Linked DNA regions of Homo sapiens: region 1 is linked to region 2. The links are chromatin loops, found by intact Hi-C in ENCODE. Cell type or tissue: CD4-positive, alpha-beta T cell. All regions are shown on one strand. Each heading gives the region's core, and the rest is flanking DNA. Links, peaks and the distances in the headings are about the cores only.

Region 1 (8,317 bases), core at 191-8,190, 120 kb before region 2:
TGGCCCGTGGCACAGAGAATGGGATGAAGCCCGCCACCCCCAAAGCCAAACCCGGCCCCAGCTCCCAGGGCAGTGGAAGCCCTCGCCCCGGCACCAAGACAGGAGGTGGCAGCCAGCCCCAGCCAGCCAGCGGGCAGCTCCAGAGCGAGACAGCCACCACCCCAGCCAAGCCCAGCTTCCCCAGCCGGAGCCCTGCACCAGAGAGGCTCCCCGCTCGAGCCCAAGCCAAGAGCTGCACCAAGGGGCCAAGGGAAGCTGGTGAGCAGGGGCCCCACGGGAGCCTAGGTCCCAAGGAGAAGGGAGAGAGCAGTACGAAGAGGAAAAAGGGCCAGGTCCCAGGGCCAGCCAGGAGTGAAAGTGTGGGGAGCTTCGGGAGAGCCCCCTCAGCCCCTGACAAGCCCCCCCGGACCCCTCGGAAGCAGGCAACTCCCAGCCGCGTGCTCCCGACCAAGCCCAAGCCCAACAGCCAGAACAAACCCAGGCCGCCACCATCAGAGCAGCGGAAGGCAGAGCCGGGCCACACACAGAGGAAGGACAGACTGGGCAAGGCCTTCCCCCAGGGGAGACCCCTGCTCAGGCCCCCCAAGAGGGGCACAGCTGTCCACGGTGCTGAACCTGCCGAGCCACACACCCACCGGACGGCCGAGGCCCAGAGTGACCTCCTCAGCCAGCTCTTCGGGCAGAGACTAACTGGCTTCAAAATCCCTTTAAAGAAAGATGCTTCCGAGTAATTTCTAGGAGCAAGAGCCTGGGACCGGAGCTGGGCGTTCCTGTCTCGGCCTGCCTCCTTGGCCAGCTCCGGCTCCCTGAGATGGTCCACTCTGTGGCCACTTGACTTCTTGTGCAACTGCTCAGGCCTTGATGTCAGAGCTGAGGTGGTGATGCTTTGAACAGGGCCCAGGTGGGCAGCATTCCCTTTCTTGCTGGAAGGCTGGGGGTGAAAGACGGGGCCACTGCAGCCCTTTTGAGACCACACAGCTGTTTTCTTGGTACCAAGTACTTGAAGAGACAGCAGCCCATCCCCTCAGCCCACACCCCTGCGCCCTGTGGGCACCGACACCACAGAAGCCAATGTTTGGAGATTTGCACAACCTCCCGTTCCCCCACATGGAGAAGGGAAGTAAGTTGAGGCAGCCGTGGGATGGTGGTAGGTTCCCTCTTAGTCTTGCTGCTGTTGCTGGAATTCCAAAGTGACCTTAGAAACCACGTGGGGGAAGGCAGTGCTCACTACTTAGAAGGGTTGCTTCTGAGCCGCCTGGTCCCCCAAGAGCACAACAGGCCTCCTCCCTCTGACCACAGGGTCATGCCTCCTCCCTCTGACCACAGGGTCATGCCAGCCTCCATTTGCTCTGCGGGAGAAAAGCCCATCTCTAGCACACCTTGACCCCAGGAACCGGGTTCCCGTATGGAACTGGGAAGAAACCGCCCCTGTGCCAGCTCCCGCGGGCCCTCCTCGTTCCCTCCCAGCCTCCATGGCCGCCCTCTAGAGCCTCCCTGCTGTACGGAGCTCTGGGCTCCGCCTATTTGCAATGTTACTCTGAAGTTTCTGGTGCTATTTTTGTGTTGTAATGTGAATACAGGCTTCCTTGATTTTTTTTTTTAATGGGGGTATTGGGTGGGACAGACGGGGTCAGGGAGGCCCCACCATGGCTTGTCGAGGGCACGGGCACCTGCATGGCGGCGCTCTCCCTGCCTCCCCTGCCGGGCTGCAAGCCTGAGGTCTGTGCTGCCAGACGGGGATGCTCAGGGCTGGGGCTGCAGAGCCGCTGCCCTGGCCAGGGCACCCTCATGCACCGACCCAACCCAGGCCTGGGACGCACGTGTCCTCTCACAGCGTCGTGCCTGTGAAGGTGGGTCAAAGGGTGAGAGGGCTTCCTTCTCACCCTTCTCTCCATAAGTATCTTGAAGATCCATGGTTTGTTTTGCTCTATTGTTTAGTTTTTACTTGGGTGCAATGTGTACGTCAAAAGTTTTTATTTTGATATTTGAAAGAGACCAAATCAGGCCCAGACCGCCTCTCTGGAAGGTGTTGTAGGCCATTCAAAACGCCTCCGGAGTGTCGCAAACCAAGTGCGGAGGGGCCCTGAGGTTGTACTGTAAACATCATAGTGACTTGTCTTTTCAAATATATTCCCACTATTTTCGCAGAAAACCTCCAGCTGCGTGACGTCTGTCCTCCCGCCGGCCCCCATCCCTGGTCTGCACCTCCCTGAGCCTCAGAACTTGGCTCCCAGGGTGTCTGCGCCAGCTGCCACTCTCGGGCCACCGTGGGCCAAGGGCCCAGCCGGGGCTGCGGGACCTCGTGCAGGACCCAGTGATGCAGCCATGGCTGTGTCCTAAGAACACCCCTTCAGCAGTGGGTGTTCCAGGTTTTCCAGAAAGGGGCAAGCCCACCCCGGCCATCCTCACTGAGGACCTCCCCCGCCCCCAGGAGGAACACACCACCCCTTCAGCAGTGGGGGCTGGCCCAGGTTTTCCAGAAAGGGGCAGGCCCACCCCGGCCATCCTCACTGAGGCCCCCCCTCACCCCCCAGGAGGAACAGACGGGAGGCTGAGGTGCCCTGGCGCCCCTCCCCCACATCAGAAGCAGCCCGGGGGACCCAGGGAGCGATGGGGCTGGGCTGAGGGAGGATAGGCGTGGGGACTGGGCTCTGCCACCCTCGGGCCTCCCCCCAGGCACCCGTCTGGTGTGAGTTTTCCAGCCTTCACATGCCAGGACGCAGCCCTCCCAGGCTGGGGAGCCAGGCCCCCTCACCTACCCAGAGACGCAGCCTTGTCCGCCTTGTCCCCTCCTCTCTCCCACACTCGGGTCCCTGAAGGTGTCCACACGTCCCTGCCTCAAAGCCTGCTCCCTCATGGCCCTTCCAAGCTTCTCCTGAGACTGTCTTCTGGAATGTTCTGTGGAAGTGCCTGCCACTGACCATCAAGGCATCCTCTCATCTTCTTGGCCAATGGACTTGGTCAGCTTTCACCCCTCCCCCAGGTGGGCGCTGGGCCTCCCCTGCTTTCCACTTGTTGCTGGCGGAACTCACACCGTAAGGGCGTCTGCGAAGGGGCCCAGCGTGGGGAGGGCAGCGCCTGTCCTCAAAGCCCTGCTCTCGGGGTGGATGTCGGACACCGTCATGCCAGCTGCAGGGGCTGGGGGCATGGGGAGCTCTAGACCCCAGCAGAACCTGGGCGGGATCTTACAAATGATTCCCAGCGGGGCAGCCACACCTTCCTGCTTGTTAACACACGGAGATCATGAGGCCGTCAGCAGCACTGCCTCAGTCTCCCGCTCTGTTTCCAAAACTTCCTGGCTCCGGGATGGGGTCCTCAGGGAGCAGAGTGGCTCCATTGAGGGAGCCGCAGGGAAGGGGCCAGGGCCGCAGGAAGAGTGGAACCAGGAGACCCTCCCCACCCAGCCTCCTGTGCCCTACAGCGCCCCTCAAAGATCCCAGTGTCCAGGAGACAAGTGACCCTCTCCAGTGAGGGTGGGTCAGAGTAGACCCCTGACTGGGCAGATGAGGAGGCTGCTCAGAGGAGGCCTCCAGCCCTCCCTGCCTCACCAGCCTTGCTTTCCTCCCCTCTTCCACGGGAAGCGGAGCTCCTAAATGAGACACCTTAACCGGGGTCTCACCACTTCCGTCCAAGCACACGGTGCCCCTCTTCCCTGGATAGAGGACAGATTCACCTGCGGCCTGCGGCTGTGGCCCACCCACCCCCACCGCCTCCCCACCCGCCAGGCGCCTGCCTGCAGGGTTCCCTTTGCCAGGAACACTGTTCCCAGGCCCGCACACGGCCCCTTCCCTCCTTTTGGGCCCCTCCCCTCACGCCCGCCGTCCTCTGCCTGGGTGGCTCTCTGCTCGGACACTGGTTTTGGGGTCTTCCCAGCCCTGATGGTGGCAGAGGCCACAAGGCAGCCTGGGCCAGGCCTGCCTGCAGGAGGGGCTGGTGAGTGGGGGTGTGGCCATCTGCCCACCCCCTTTGCTCACATTACCCCCCCACTGTGCAAGGAGCCTGGCTCAGGGAAGCCAGCAGACGCAGCCCCCAGGCGGGGCCTTCTGAACAGGTGCTGGTCTGGCACAGGGACTATACCTGGCGGGTGGCTTCATATCCAGGGAGGAGGCTCCGCAGGAGGCCCGTAGACGGGGGTTGGGGGGAAGGGCATGGAAAGGACCTTGCACCCCGCACAGGGCTCTGAGTTGGTGTTGGGGCAGCGGTGGGTCACGGGGCTGCCTGTCTGGGCTCGGTGTGTGAAAGGGTCCCATGGACTTCATGGGTGGAGACCCTTGAGGTCCCACCAGGTCTGCAGTCTGGGACACCCGCAGTGTGTCTGTTCAGCACAGTGTGTCTCAGGCAGGGCCCCGGCCGGCAGCATCCAGGGCACCCCACTCGGGTCAGCGGCTCTGGGACGGGCTGGGCACTCGCTCCCACCAGCCTCGGGGGCTGACGTTGGAGGGCCGCTGCTCTGAGCCATCTGAGGCCATGCTCAGGGACTGCCAGGAGTGAGCCCTGCCCCTGTCCACTCACCGCTCCTCCTGTGGGGCCTGAAACCACCGTTTGGCTGGAGACCCAGGATGTGGACGGCCCCCGCCTGGCCACCAGGTGGCAGCATTCGCCCAGCCAGGGGGTCCAGCCTCCACCTGGGCAGGGCGGCCGCCTGCAGCCTCCAGAGGCACCGCACCTGCCGACCCCACACCCACTTGACCTGCAAACCACCCACGTGCACACCCGGCACCTCCACACACTAAAGGGGACAGACAGGCGGGAATCCCTCGACTGCACACGTGCACACAGCACAGCCTCACCCCTGCGGACACCTGGGCATTCAGACGCATGCCCACAGGCACACACGCATGCACGCACGCACGCACACACGCCTACTCGGCCCCCGGGGTGCACTCAGGTGCCTGCCAGTCGCTCACACAGCCACAGGAGAGAGTGCTGCGGAGTCCCTGCAGGGTTCCCTGAAGGACAGGTGTTTGAGCTGGGAGCAGAGGAGCACTGGGCGTGAGCTGTGCAGGCCCTGTGGGGACCCCTGCAGAGGGAGTGGACACTGAGGCCCGGCCCTGTGCACAGCCAGGGTCACTGTCCACACCAGCCCTCCCCCTGGGCACAGTCAGGGTCACCGTCCACACCAACCCTCCCCCTGGGCACAGTCAGGGTCACCGTCCACACCAACCATCCCCCTGGGCACAGTCAGGGTCACCGTCTACACCAACCCTCCCCCTGGGCACAGTCAGGGTCACCGTCTACACCAACCCTCCCCCTGGGCACAGTCAGGGTCACCGTCCACACCAACTCTCCCAACCTGGGGACTCTGTCTCTCCCACCCAGGATTCTGAGGCCCAGTTTGCCCCAAGACTGCAGAGTCCCTCTGTGGCCAGAACCCCCAATGGGCTGCCCTGAAGCAGCAGGGGGAGGCAGGGAGGCTATGAGTATGCAGAGAGCTCCCATAGACAGCGGCGTTATTTCCCATCATCCACGTCTAGATTCCAAGGCCGCTGGGGAAGTGGGGTAGGAGAGAAGTGGGTGCCCTGGGCCAGGCTGAGGAGACAGAGGGGGCAGGCAGCCGTGGAGGAGACGCAGGCAGGGGAGCACATGCCAGGTGCCCTTGGGTCTCAGCCTGTGGGGCGAGGAAGCAGAGGGAGGGTAGGAGGGTGCCAGTGGTGAGTGGCAGGCCTGGCTTCATCCCCACACCCCACCGCACAGAGAGGAGGTATGCAGGGCAGGGTCAGGGGTTCCGCGGGATGGGGGCACACCCTCCTACCCTCCTCAGGGAACAGTTTACCGGGACGGTTTACTGGGAAACTCATTATTGAAAGCAGGCTCTCCTACACGCTCCTACACCTTGAAGCATCTGCTCTCCTGAGAAGATGTGTGGATGGCCAGGTTCACGCAGTGGGGAGAGGGGGATGGAGAGGGCCGGCCCCGGGGAAGGGGCTGTGTCCCAGTGACTTTGGGGCGGCTAATGTGGGGATTCCTTGAAACACCCCAGAGGTGATGGGACTTGGAGGCCCTGGAGCCCATGGGGAGCTCAGTCCTGCCCGTGTCCTCTGTCCACGTGCCACGTATGGGCCACAGAGATGCAGCTGAAGTTGGGGGCTCCAGCCCCAGTGTCTCCCCCTCCCAGCGCAAGGACAACAAGCAGGTCACGCCAGGTTCCAGCTGGGAAGCAGCGGGAGGCAGTTCCCAATTCTGGGTGGATCGCAGCCCCAGGACAGCCACGCTGAGGCCCAGGGGTGTCTGTCTTTCCAGGCCTGCCCTGGCCTGGGTCCCAAGCCCACGGCCCCTTTCCCCAATGCAGTGTCTGTCTCACTGACCAGCCGCGTGGCTGTGAGGAGAGGAGGCAGAGCTGGTCCTCCCCAAGGCCCGGGGCATGGCAGGGAGGTGAACACACTGCCCCTTGGCCTGCACTGCCCGAGAGAACCCCAGGCCTGCTTCTGGGCCCAAGGAGAGGGCAGATGTGTTCTGCCAGCACCAGGAGGTACCCAGGAGCAGCAGAGCACTGAGCTGGGGGCCAGAGGCCTCAGGCTGGTCACCAGCAACCCCCGACCGGGCCTCAGTTCTTCCATCTGTTAAATGGACGAAGTGACCAGCAACATCCTTTCCAGCCCTGGCTCCCAGCAGCTCCCTCTGAGAGCTCAATTCCAGGCAAGGAGCCGCGGTTCCCTGCGCCCGGCTGGATTTCACACTGCAGGCTCAGTTTCCCCTGTCTGTAAAACGGGCTCCATGAGACCTCCCGGGACTGTGGTGAGAAGGAGACGGCGTTTGTGAACTGCTGGCCTCACGCCAGGCAGTGGCGCTCTCTCTGTGAGGAGAGACGCACACGCTGCGGCTGGCGCCTTCCACACTGACCTGGGCCCCTGCGGCGAGGCTTGCGGAGTCAAAGTCATGCGGTGCTTCCTCGCCCCCCAGGGCCTGGCGCGGCTGGGGCCCTGCCCCTCTCCGACTCCGTCTCCCACCCTCTGTCTCGGTCATCTCTGGCTGCATGAAAAGCCACCCCGGCACTCAGTGGCTCGGAACAACAATCGCGTCTTTTGCTCACAAATCTACCATTTGGGCAGGGCTGGGTGGGCACAGCTCGTCTGCTGCCCGAGGCACCTGCTGGGGCTGGCGTCTCCGAGTGAGCTTCCACCCAACATGGTGATTGAGTTCCAACATCGAGGGTCCCGAAAGACGAGACCCAGACGCCGCCGGCCTCTCGAGGGCTGGGCTGGGAGCCGAAGTGGCGTGGCTTCCCGCACATCCTTCCGGCCAAGCAGTCACGGAGCCAAAATCCAAGACGGGGCCTGGGTCTCCCTGCCCGCACGGAGGTGTGTCACAGATCCGGGGGCCATGTTTTAAAACCATCACCGTTGCCCTCTGGCCACAAATTATTTGTATTCCACCCAGATGCAGGGCACACTCACCCCTCCAAAAGTCTCCCCAAAAGTCTCACCGTGTCTCAGCGTCAGGCTCAGGCCCGGGGCCCTGACATTTAGATAGGGCCAGGTGTGGCTGAGGCCATCGAGTCATTCCTCCGGTGAAGTATGCCCGTGCGTCGGGGTGCAGGGCACGGGGTGTAGGACAAATGCTACCAATGCCCCTGTCGGGAACTGGGAGGAGGGTGGCACATGTCCGTCACTGCCACAGGCGGTTCCGAAGCCCGGGCCCTGCCCCGTACAGTGACTGTGCTGTTAGCCCGGCCACCTGGGGCCTGGCTCTGCACTGGCGTGTCCTCTCCTCGAGGCGGCTGAGTCTGCCGTTCGGGGACCTCCCTCGCTCCCCTGCCTGGTGTCCTCTCCTCGAGGCGGCCGAGTCTGCCGTTCAGGGACCTCCCTCGCTCCCCTGCCTGGTGAAGGTCATGGGGTCCCGGGCCTCTTCACCCTCTGTGTTGTCTCCGCCTCCTTCCATCTCATCTCATGGTGCATCCACCAGAGCAAGGCCCCTTCGACCTTCATGGACAGACCCTTCTCCACTCTGCCAGCCGTGGCTGCTGTGTGGCCGAGCTCTTCCGATTCTGGAGGCCGATGTCCAGATGCAGCAACAGGGTCTTCCTGGGGCCAGACACGCAGTCTTGCAGCCACACCTTGGACCAGCTCCTCACTCTGAGGCCAGGGCTTCCTCCGAGCATCTTTCTCAGCGAGAGAGACTGGAAACGCGTGGCAGTTTTCTTTCCAGCCTGGCATATCCACACTCTCGCATATGGCTCCTAAGTTCTGCTTGAAAACCAAACAGGTCTTCCTGCAGCATCGCCTGGGACCAACCACACAGGCCACAGCCGCTTTCCATGTCCTGCCCGGGCCGTCCTCGCCATCGCGCACAGGTTTCCTGGCTCCTCATCGTGCCTCGG
Region 2 (8,317 bases), core at 114-8,113:
GGCATCTGGACAGACCCGACGTGATCATGAGTTCTCCTGAGAGGGAGGCAGAGGGAGATTGGACACAGATGGAAGAGGAGAGGCGTGGGACCACAGAGGCAGAGCAGGAGCTATGCAGCCTCAAGGCACGGGAGCCACGGATGCCTGAGGCCTGGGAACCTGGAAGAGGCCGTGGGGAGCCTTCCCTGCAGCCTGCAGCCCTGCCCGTGCCTCGAGTTCCACTTCATGACTCTGCTATCAGACATCTGGCCTACGGAACTGTGAGGCGATATGTTTCTGAGTGTTTTTGTTGTCACTATTGTTGTCGTTTGAGACAGTGGTGCAATCACGGCTCACTGTAGCCTCGACCTCCTGGGCTGAAGCAAGCCTCCCACCTCAGCCTCCAGAGTAGCTGGAACTACAGGCGTGCACCATCTTTTTTTAGAGATGGGGGTATCACTATGCTGCCCAGCCAGGACTTGAACTCCTGGCTTCAAGCAATCCTCCCGCTTCAGCCTCCCAAGTGCTGGGATTGCAGGTGTAGCCACTGTGCCCAGCCAGCTTCTGTGGCTTTAAGCCGCCCATTGGTGTCACTTGTTACAGCAGACCCAGGACAAGCCACTCAGCTGAATGAGTTTAGAGTCTGATTTTACCCTTTCTGGGCCAGGAATGCCCTGCGGGGCAGGCGGCTGCAGCTGAGCCTTCTAGACCTCTCTCTACTGAAAATACATAAAAGGCGGAGGTTCAAGTGAGCAGAGATCGTGCCACTGCACTCCAGCTCTCCATCTCAAAAAAAAAAAAGAAAAGAAAAACCAAAGTAGCCATTGAGTAAAAAGGGAAATGACAAAAGAGTCTCGCTCTGTCGCCCAGGCTGGAGTGCAGTGGCGCGATCTCAGCTCACTGCAACCTCTGCCTCCTGGGTTCAAGCGTTCATCCTGCCGCAGCCTCCCCAGCAGATGGGATTAGGAGTTAAAGATGTGCGGTGAGTCCCGCGTCCCCCCATGCTCCGGGGGTGTGAGTCGCGCATCCCCCCGTCGGGGGGTGAGTCGCCCGTCCCCCCGTGCTCCGGGGGGGTGAGTCCCGCGTCCCCCCGTGCTCCGGGGGGGTGAGTCCCGCGTCCCCCCGTGCTCCGGGGGGGTGAGTCCCGCGTCCCCCGGTGCTCCGGGGGGGTGAGTCCCGCGTTCCCCCCGTGCTCTGGGGGTGTGAGTCCTGCGTCCTCCCGTTCCCTGGGGGTGTGAGTCAGGCATCCTCCCGTTCCCTGGTGGTGTGAGTCCCGCATCCTCCCGTTCCCTGGGGGTGTGAGTCCCGCATCCCCCCATGCTCCAGGGGTGTGAGTCCCATGTCCCCCTGTACTCTGGGGGTGTGAGTCCTGCATCCTCCCATTCTCTGGGGGTGTGAGTCCCGCGTCTCCCATGGACCAGCGCTGTAAGTCCCATGCCCTCCTGTGCTATGGTGGTGTGAGTCCCGTGTCCTCCCATTCTCTGGGGGTGTGAGTCCCCTGTCTTCCCGTTCTCTGGGAGTGTGAGTCCCATGCCCTCCCGTGCTCCGGTGCTGTGAGTCCCGCGTCCCCTCAAGCTCCGGAGCTGTGAGTCCCGTGCCCTCCTGTGCCTGGTCGTGCAATGTTGAGTTCGGCACTGAAACTCTCTGAGCTTCATTTTTTACCATCAGCACCCTGCTTCCCAGCGCCTTTGGGAGGAGCAAAGGAGAAAGTCGGGCCCAAGGCCCCAGCAAGAGGCCAGCCCTTGACAGCTGTTAGCTGGACTTTGCTTCCGTCCTGAAACAATACAACTTCTGAACCACACGGAGCGCTGTTGGCCAGAAACTCAGAATCGGATGGGTCCCCATATCTGTGTTTTAAAAGTCACTCCAGACTTCTCCAGGGCACAGCCCTGTGCTTCCGGGGCCTGCAGGCTGGGGGGAGGGGAGGAGAGGTGGGCTGCTGGGGACACTCACAGGCACCTTGACTCCCCTGGGCCCCCTGGTGTTCCCTGCCCTTTTTTTTTTTTTTTTTTTTTTTTTGGAGACGGAGTCTCGCTCTGTCGCCCAGGCTGGAGTGCAGTGGCACTATCTGGGCTCACTGCAAGCTCCGCCTCCTGGGTTCACGCCATTCTCCTGCCTCAGCCTCCTGAGTAGCTGGGACTACAGGCGCCCACCACCACGCCTGGCTAATTTTTTGTATTTTTAGTAGACACGGGTTTTCACCATGTTAGCCCGGATGGTCTCAATCTCCTGACCTCGTGATCCACCCACCTCGGCCTCCGAAAGTGCTGGGATTACAGGCATGAGCCACCATGCCCGGCTCCCTGCCTTTTCTTTCTTTCTTTCCCCTTCCTGTCTTTTTTTTATTGAGTGAAATTCACATAACATAAAATTAACCATTCTGGGCTGGGTGCTGTGGCTCATGCCTTGTAATCCCAGCACTTTGGGAGGCCAAAGTGGGCAGATCACCTGAGGTCAGAAGTTCGAGATCAGCCTGGCCAACCTGGTGAAACCCGATCTCTACTAAAAATACGAAAAATTAACCTGGCATGGTGGCAGGCGCATGTAATTCCAGCTACTCAGGAGGCTGAGGCATGAGAATCACTTCAACTGGGAGGCAGAGGTTGCCGTGAGCCGAGGTCCCACCACTGCACTCCAGGTTCGGCCACACAGTGAGTCTCCATCTCAAAAAAAAAAAGAAGAAGAAGGAGAAGAAAAAGAATTTTTCAGCATCCCAGAGGCCCCTGGCCTCCCAGCCACTGTCCCTCCCTTCCTGGAGGCCAGCCACCATTGTGATGAAGAGAACCCCGTCTCTCCCTCAACATGCACCCCAAAACACCATCCTCTATGTTGCCTGTTTGTGATCCACACAGAATTCCACAGAATTGAGCCTGGCCACTTCTGCTCAATGTGATTGAGAGAGGCTTCCTTGCTGCGCATAACTGCAATTCGCCTGTCTCCACTGCCGCGGAAGGGCCCGGCGACGGGATAGACCATGATTCGCCCGTCTCCACGGCCACGGAAGGGCCCGGCGATGAGATAGACTGCAATACATTTTCCCATGAAGCTGTTGATCGGCTCCTGGGCTGTTTCTGGTTTGGAGGGTGTCATGAATGAGGCTGGCATGAGCACATGAGTTCTGGCTGAGTAGTATTTTCAGCAGCTTGGCCAAAAGGTATGACTTTTCAGGACCTGGCTGAAGGAGGGACTCCAGAGAAAAGGGCTGATGGGCGGGAAAGCGCTGGCAGAGGGGATGGCCAAGCCACAGCTGGCAGGCTATGGTTCCCAGAGCCCCAATCAACACACCTCAGCTCCCAACTGGGGCTACCTGGAACGACAGGAAAGGCTGACTCCATGAGCTGTCATGGCGTGGAAGACCCAGTTGTGCCCAATGGACGCAAGCTCCCTCCATTTCTGGCCATCCCCTGCTGATTCCCTCCCACCCCCACCTCCAGCCCGACCCCGCCTTCTCCACCAGGTGCCCTCCCATGAATTCAGCTCCATGGACAGCTCCCAGGCTGCTGTCCTCCATGTGGTGCTGAAATCACCCCAACAGAGAAGCCAAGACATGGAGAAGCTAAGGAAGAAAATGGAATGAAATGGCATGGGATGGAGCTACAGAGCCATCAGTCCTGAACCCGCCACCACGTAGAAGTGGAGGCAGGGGTCCAGAGAGGGAAGTCTTTTGCCTAAAGGGGTCATGAAGTGCTCGGTGGTAATAAATGGAATCGTCTACGACGACCGAGATTTACAGAACCCTGTCTGCATGCCAGGCACCACGCTGAGTGTTCGTATGTGGACCGCCACCGTCAACCCACACGGCAAGCTCAAGAGTAGGGCCCTACGATTGTACCTGCTCAACAGAGGAGAAGCCTCATCGGTGAGCAGCAGAGCTGGGCCTGGAACCTGTGTCTTCAGCCCTACCCCGGGCCTTTCCTCCCCTTGCCCTTGGTCTCAGTGGGTCCACTGTTTCTCTAGAACCAGAAAATGACAGTCACAGCAGCGTTGACGTCACCCCCAGTATATGAGTCAGGGTTCTCTAGAGGGACAGCACTAATAGGACAGATGTATACATGGAGGGGAGTTTACTGGGAGTATTGACTCACATGATCACCAGGTGAAGTCCCACAATAGGCCGTCTGCAAGCTGAGGAGCCAGGAAGCCAGTCCGAGTCCCAAATTCCAGGCGGTGAAATGGCAGCTGAACTGACATTCATTCATTCATTCATTCATCAATCAATCATTCATTCACCCCCACCAGCCTGCAGAGGTCCTACGGTGCCAGGCCCTGGGGCTGCAGAAACAACAGAAAAGCCCCCAGCCTCAAGCTCAGCTGCGCCGGGAATCCTTTCCCCGGCCTCCTTGGGGTGTCTGAGACCTCGTCAAAGAGTTGGGGGCCCATGGACATCTCGAGGGAAAGGCAGGGGGCCAGATGGGGTCAGAGCCAGCATCCCTCCAGAGGCTGGGACAGGGACTGGAGTGGACTCACTGTGTCTGTGGTGGGGGCCATGATGGAAGTGGGGGTCCCACACAGAACAGACAGGGCTTCCTGCAGGTTTCACCTGCAGTCCAGGGCCTGGGACCACCCCCACCCCCCCATCCCCCATCCCCCACCCCCCCACCCCCCCACCCCTCTATCACCCTTCACCCCCCCATCCCCCCTTCCCCCCGGGAACAGCGGCTGGGCGGAGTGGGAGTGCCCTCTGGTGGCTCTTTGAGGAAATAGCAAGGGCTATCCTTCGTAAAATGCTTTCAGACAGAACCGCTGGTATGGCACTCGGCCTCCCGCTGAAGACATGGATACAGGCTGGACACACACGCTTCGCTGTGTGATACACGCATGTAACGGGGCCTGTGGGGAGTAACCAGCGCTGGTGGGGCCCGGGGCTATATCCCTTGAGCGAACATAAACAAGAAAGTGAGCCCACGTTCAGCCTGGTTTTCCTTGTGGGGCATCTTCCCACATTGGCGTGGAGGTCCAAAAACAGAAAGCACAGCCTTGCCGAGCTGAGAAACAGGGATTAGAGTTTGAGGCTCCAAACCTGCTGGGGCCTGAGGGAACTTGGAGAAAGAGCCCAAAGCCCTGAGTGCAAATCCCCTTCAGGCCGTGGCCGCCCCCTAAGCTGAATATGCCCCCAAGAAACTCCAAGAAACCCAACAGAAAAGGCTCCCGGGAGGATGGAGAGCTGAGCAGGGGTGTTGGCAGCTGCGACGGGCTGGAGACCAAGCCCTGTGGGGGGCGGGGGCTGGTGACCATCACAGGCTTTCCCTTGGGAGCACAGAAGTTCCACTCCCTGGGAACAAGGGCTGTAACCCCCAAAGCCAGTCTGGACAGGGCTAACCTGGGCGCGATGGCTCATGCCTGTAATCGCAGAGCAAAAAAAAAGAATAAGAAAAGTTACAAGGTGTCTTAGTCTGTTACCTGTTGCTATAGCTTAAGAGTGGGTAATTTATAGAGAAGAGAGGTTTGTTTCTTACAGTTCTGAAGGCTGGAGGTCCAAGAGCATGGCGCTGGGCAAGAGCACGCCAGCCCAAGTCTCTCTTTCTCTTCTTTTCTTTCAAGATGGAGTCTCGCTTTGTCACCCAGGCTGGAGTGCAGTGGCACCATCTTGGGTCACTGCAACCTCTGCCTCCTGTCTCAGCCTCTCAAGTAGCTGGGATTATAGGCACCTGCCACCACGCCCGGCTAATTTTTGTATTTTTAGTACAGACGGGGTTTTGTCATATTGGCCAGGCTGGTCTCCAACTCCTGACCTCGTGCTCCGCCCACCTCAGCCTCCCAAAGTGCTGGGATTACAGGCGTGGGCCACCGCGCCCGGCCCGTTTCTTTTGTTATGAGGCCACTAGTCCCATCATGGGGGCCCACTCTGATGACCTTATCCAATCCTAATTACCTCCAAAAGCATATAATTGTGGAGATTAAGTTCCCAACACATAAAGTCTAGGAGAAACATTCAAACCATAGCACAAGGCATGCTCTTAGAAGGGACCAGAAGCCGGGAGTGCATGCCTGTATTCCCAGGGACGAGGGAGGCTGAGGTGGGAGGATCACTTGAGCTCAGGGGGTTGAGGCTGCAGTGAGCCCTGTTCATGCCACTGCACTCCAGCTTGGGCAACAGAGTCAGACCTTGTCTCAAAAAAGAATAAAATAAAAATAAAAAAAGAAGAAGGGACCAGATCACCAGACATGGTGCTGATGCCCATAATCCCAGCACTTTAGGAGGCCAAGGTGGGAAAATCATTTGAGCGCAGGAGTTTGAGACCAGCTTGGGTAACACACTGGGAACCCATCTCTACAAAAAACGAAAACAATAGCTGGGCATGGTGGTGCACACCTGTACTCCCAGCTGCTCTGAGGGCCGAGGTGGGAGGAGCGCTTGAGCCCAAGAGTTTGAGGCTGCAGTGAACCATGATTGTACCACTGCACTCCAGCCTGGGCAACACATGCAAAACCCCGTCTCAAAAATGTGGGAAGGGCAGGGCACGACAGCTCACACCTGTAATCCCAGCACACTGGGAGGCCAAGTCAGGTGGATCACCTGAGGTTGGGAGTTTGAGACCAACCTGGCCAACATGATGAAACCCTGTCTTTACTAAAAATACAAAAATTAGCCAGGCATGGTGGCACATGCCGGTAGTCTCAGCTACTCGGGAGGCTGAGACAGGAGAATCACTTGAACCCGGGAGGCGGAGGTTGCAGTGAGCCAAGATCGTGCCGCTACGCTACACTCCAGCCTGGGGGATGAGTAAGACTCTGTCTCCAAAAAAAAAAGAGGCAGGGACTAGATCACTGAAAACCAAGAGAAAAAGCACTTAATAGCGACGACAGAATCAGAGGTGGTTCAGATATAGGAGGCCTTCAAAATGATAACATGCTACTTTCTTCATGTTGCTCCCCTGCTCAAAAGCCTGCATTGCTTCCCCTTGTTCTTCAATGGGGCAGTCACTACTTTCTTTGCAAGCGGCTTTGCACAATGCCAAGAAAAGAGCTGAGAACGCTGGGTTTCAGTGTGGGCTCTGGCTAAGCCAGGGGTGGTCTTGGACAAGTGATCTCTGGGCCTCGGCCTCCTTCTCTGCACATAAGGCAACTGGAAGAAGTTCCTGCCTCCAACTCTTCTCTCCTAGCAGGTGCTCTAAGGGCTGAGTCATTGTCACAGGGCTCTGCTAGCGAGGTGGGCCTGTGTGGATGCACACTTTGTGAAAACTCATCAAACTGCACACTTACAAGTGTGCATTTTGGGCTGGGCGTTGTGGCTCACACCTATAATCCCAGCACTTTGGGAGGCCGAGGCAGGCGGATCACGAGGTCAGGCCAATATGGTGAAACCTCGTCTCTATTAAAAAATACAAAAATTAGCCAGGCGTGGTGGCGCACCCCTGTAGTCCCAGCTACTCAGGAGGCTGAGGCAGGAGAATCGATGGAACCCAGGAGGCAGAAGTTGCAGTGAGCCGAGATTGCGCCACTGCACTCCAGCCTGGGCAACAGTGCAAGACTCCGTCTCAAAAAAAAAAAAAAAAGTGTTCATTTTGGCAAACCCCAACTCAATAAAGTTGGGGTTTTTTTGTTGTTTTTTGTTGTCGTTTTGAGACAGAGTTTTGCTATTGTCGCCCAGGCTGGAGGGCAGTGGCGCAATCTTGGATCACTGCAACCTCTACCTTTTGGGTTCAAGTGATTCCCCTGCCTCAGCCTCCCGAGTAGCTACGATTGCAGGTGCCCGCCACCACACCCGGCTAATTTTTGTATTTTTAGTAGAGACAAGGTTTCACCATGTTGACTAGGCTGGTCTCGAACACCTGACCTCAGGTTATCTACCTGCCTCGGCCTCCCAAAGTGCTGGGATTACAGGCATGAGCCACCACACCTGGCCTAAAGTTGATTTTTAAAACTAGCTTCCTGCCTCTTCCCTCCCAGTTTCCACCCCCAATTGGCAACAAGTTTTAACTCTTTTCATGGTCTCTTCCGGCATTTTCCCGATCTCCAGTAATATTCATACCAATGTTTCTTGACTTTTTCTTAATAAGGGCACTAGTCACACTCCCAGCAGCAGAGTACGTGATTCTAGTTGCTCCACATTCTTGTGAAAAAAAAAATATGAAATTAATTTTTTAGACCAGTTTTAGGTTTAAAGAAAAATGAGAGGCCAGGCACAGTGGCTCACGCCTGTAATCCCAGCACTTTGGGAGGCTGAGGCGGGTGGATCACGAGGTCAGGAGATCGAGACCATCCTGGCTAACATGGTGAAACCCCGTCTCCACTAAAAAATACACAAAAATTAGCCAGGCGTGGTGATGGGCGCCTGTAGTCCTAGCTACTCGGGAGGCTGAGGAGAATGGCGTGAACCTGGGAGGTGGAGCTTGCA

The links. Hi-C counts contacts between places; a loop is a spot of excess contacts. Peaks named below come from ENCODE experiments on the same cell type or tissue, not always from the same donor. Only the 100,000 strongest peaks of a DNase experiment are listed, where the experiment ranks them.
Region 1: it touches region 2 in a loop (10-fold over the local background); 90 of 110 quality-filtered maps call a loop at or near these places.

Annotation. Positions count from the first base shown.
Region 1 is chr16:88,438,602-88,446,918 of GRCh38, forward strand. ZNF469 (zinc finger protein 469) reads left to right here. Exons shown (of 3, transcript NM_001367624.2): 3 at 1-2,152. The coding sequence ends at 731. Among named protein-coding and RNA genes, the nearest start is that of ZFPM1, 11 kb to the right of the region's middle. RefSeq lists an enhancer at 4,522-5,387. In CD4-positive, alpha-beta T cell, for the core only: CTCF peaks have their summits at 4,596 (motif pointing right) and 4,796; DNase peaks (open chromatin) are centred at 4,056 and 4,590.
Region 2 is chr16:88,557,440-88,565,756 of GRCh38, forward strand. ZC3H18-DT (ZC3H18 divergent transcript) reads right to left here and starts at 4,544. Exons shown (of 3, transcript NR_146877.1): 1 at 4,065-4,544; 2 at 3,812-3,932; 3 at 2,664-3,286. In CD4-positive, alpha-beta T cell, for the core only: a CTCF peak has its summit at 4,713; DNase peaks (open chromatin) are centred at 1,776 and 4,652.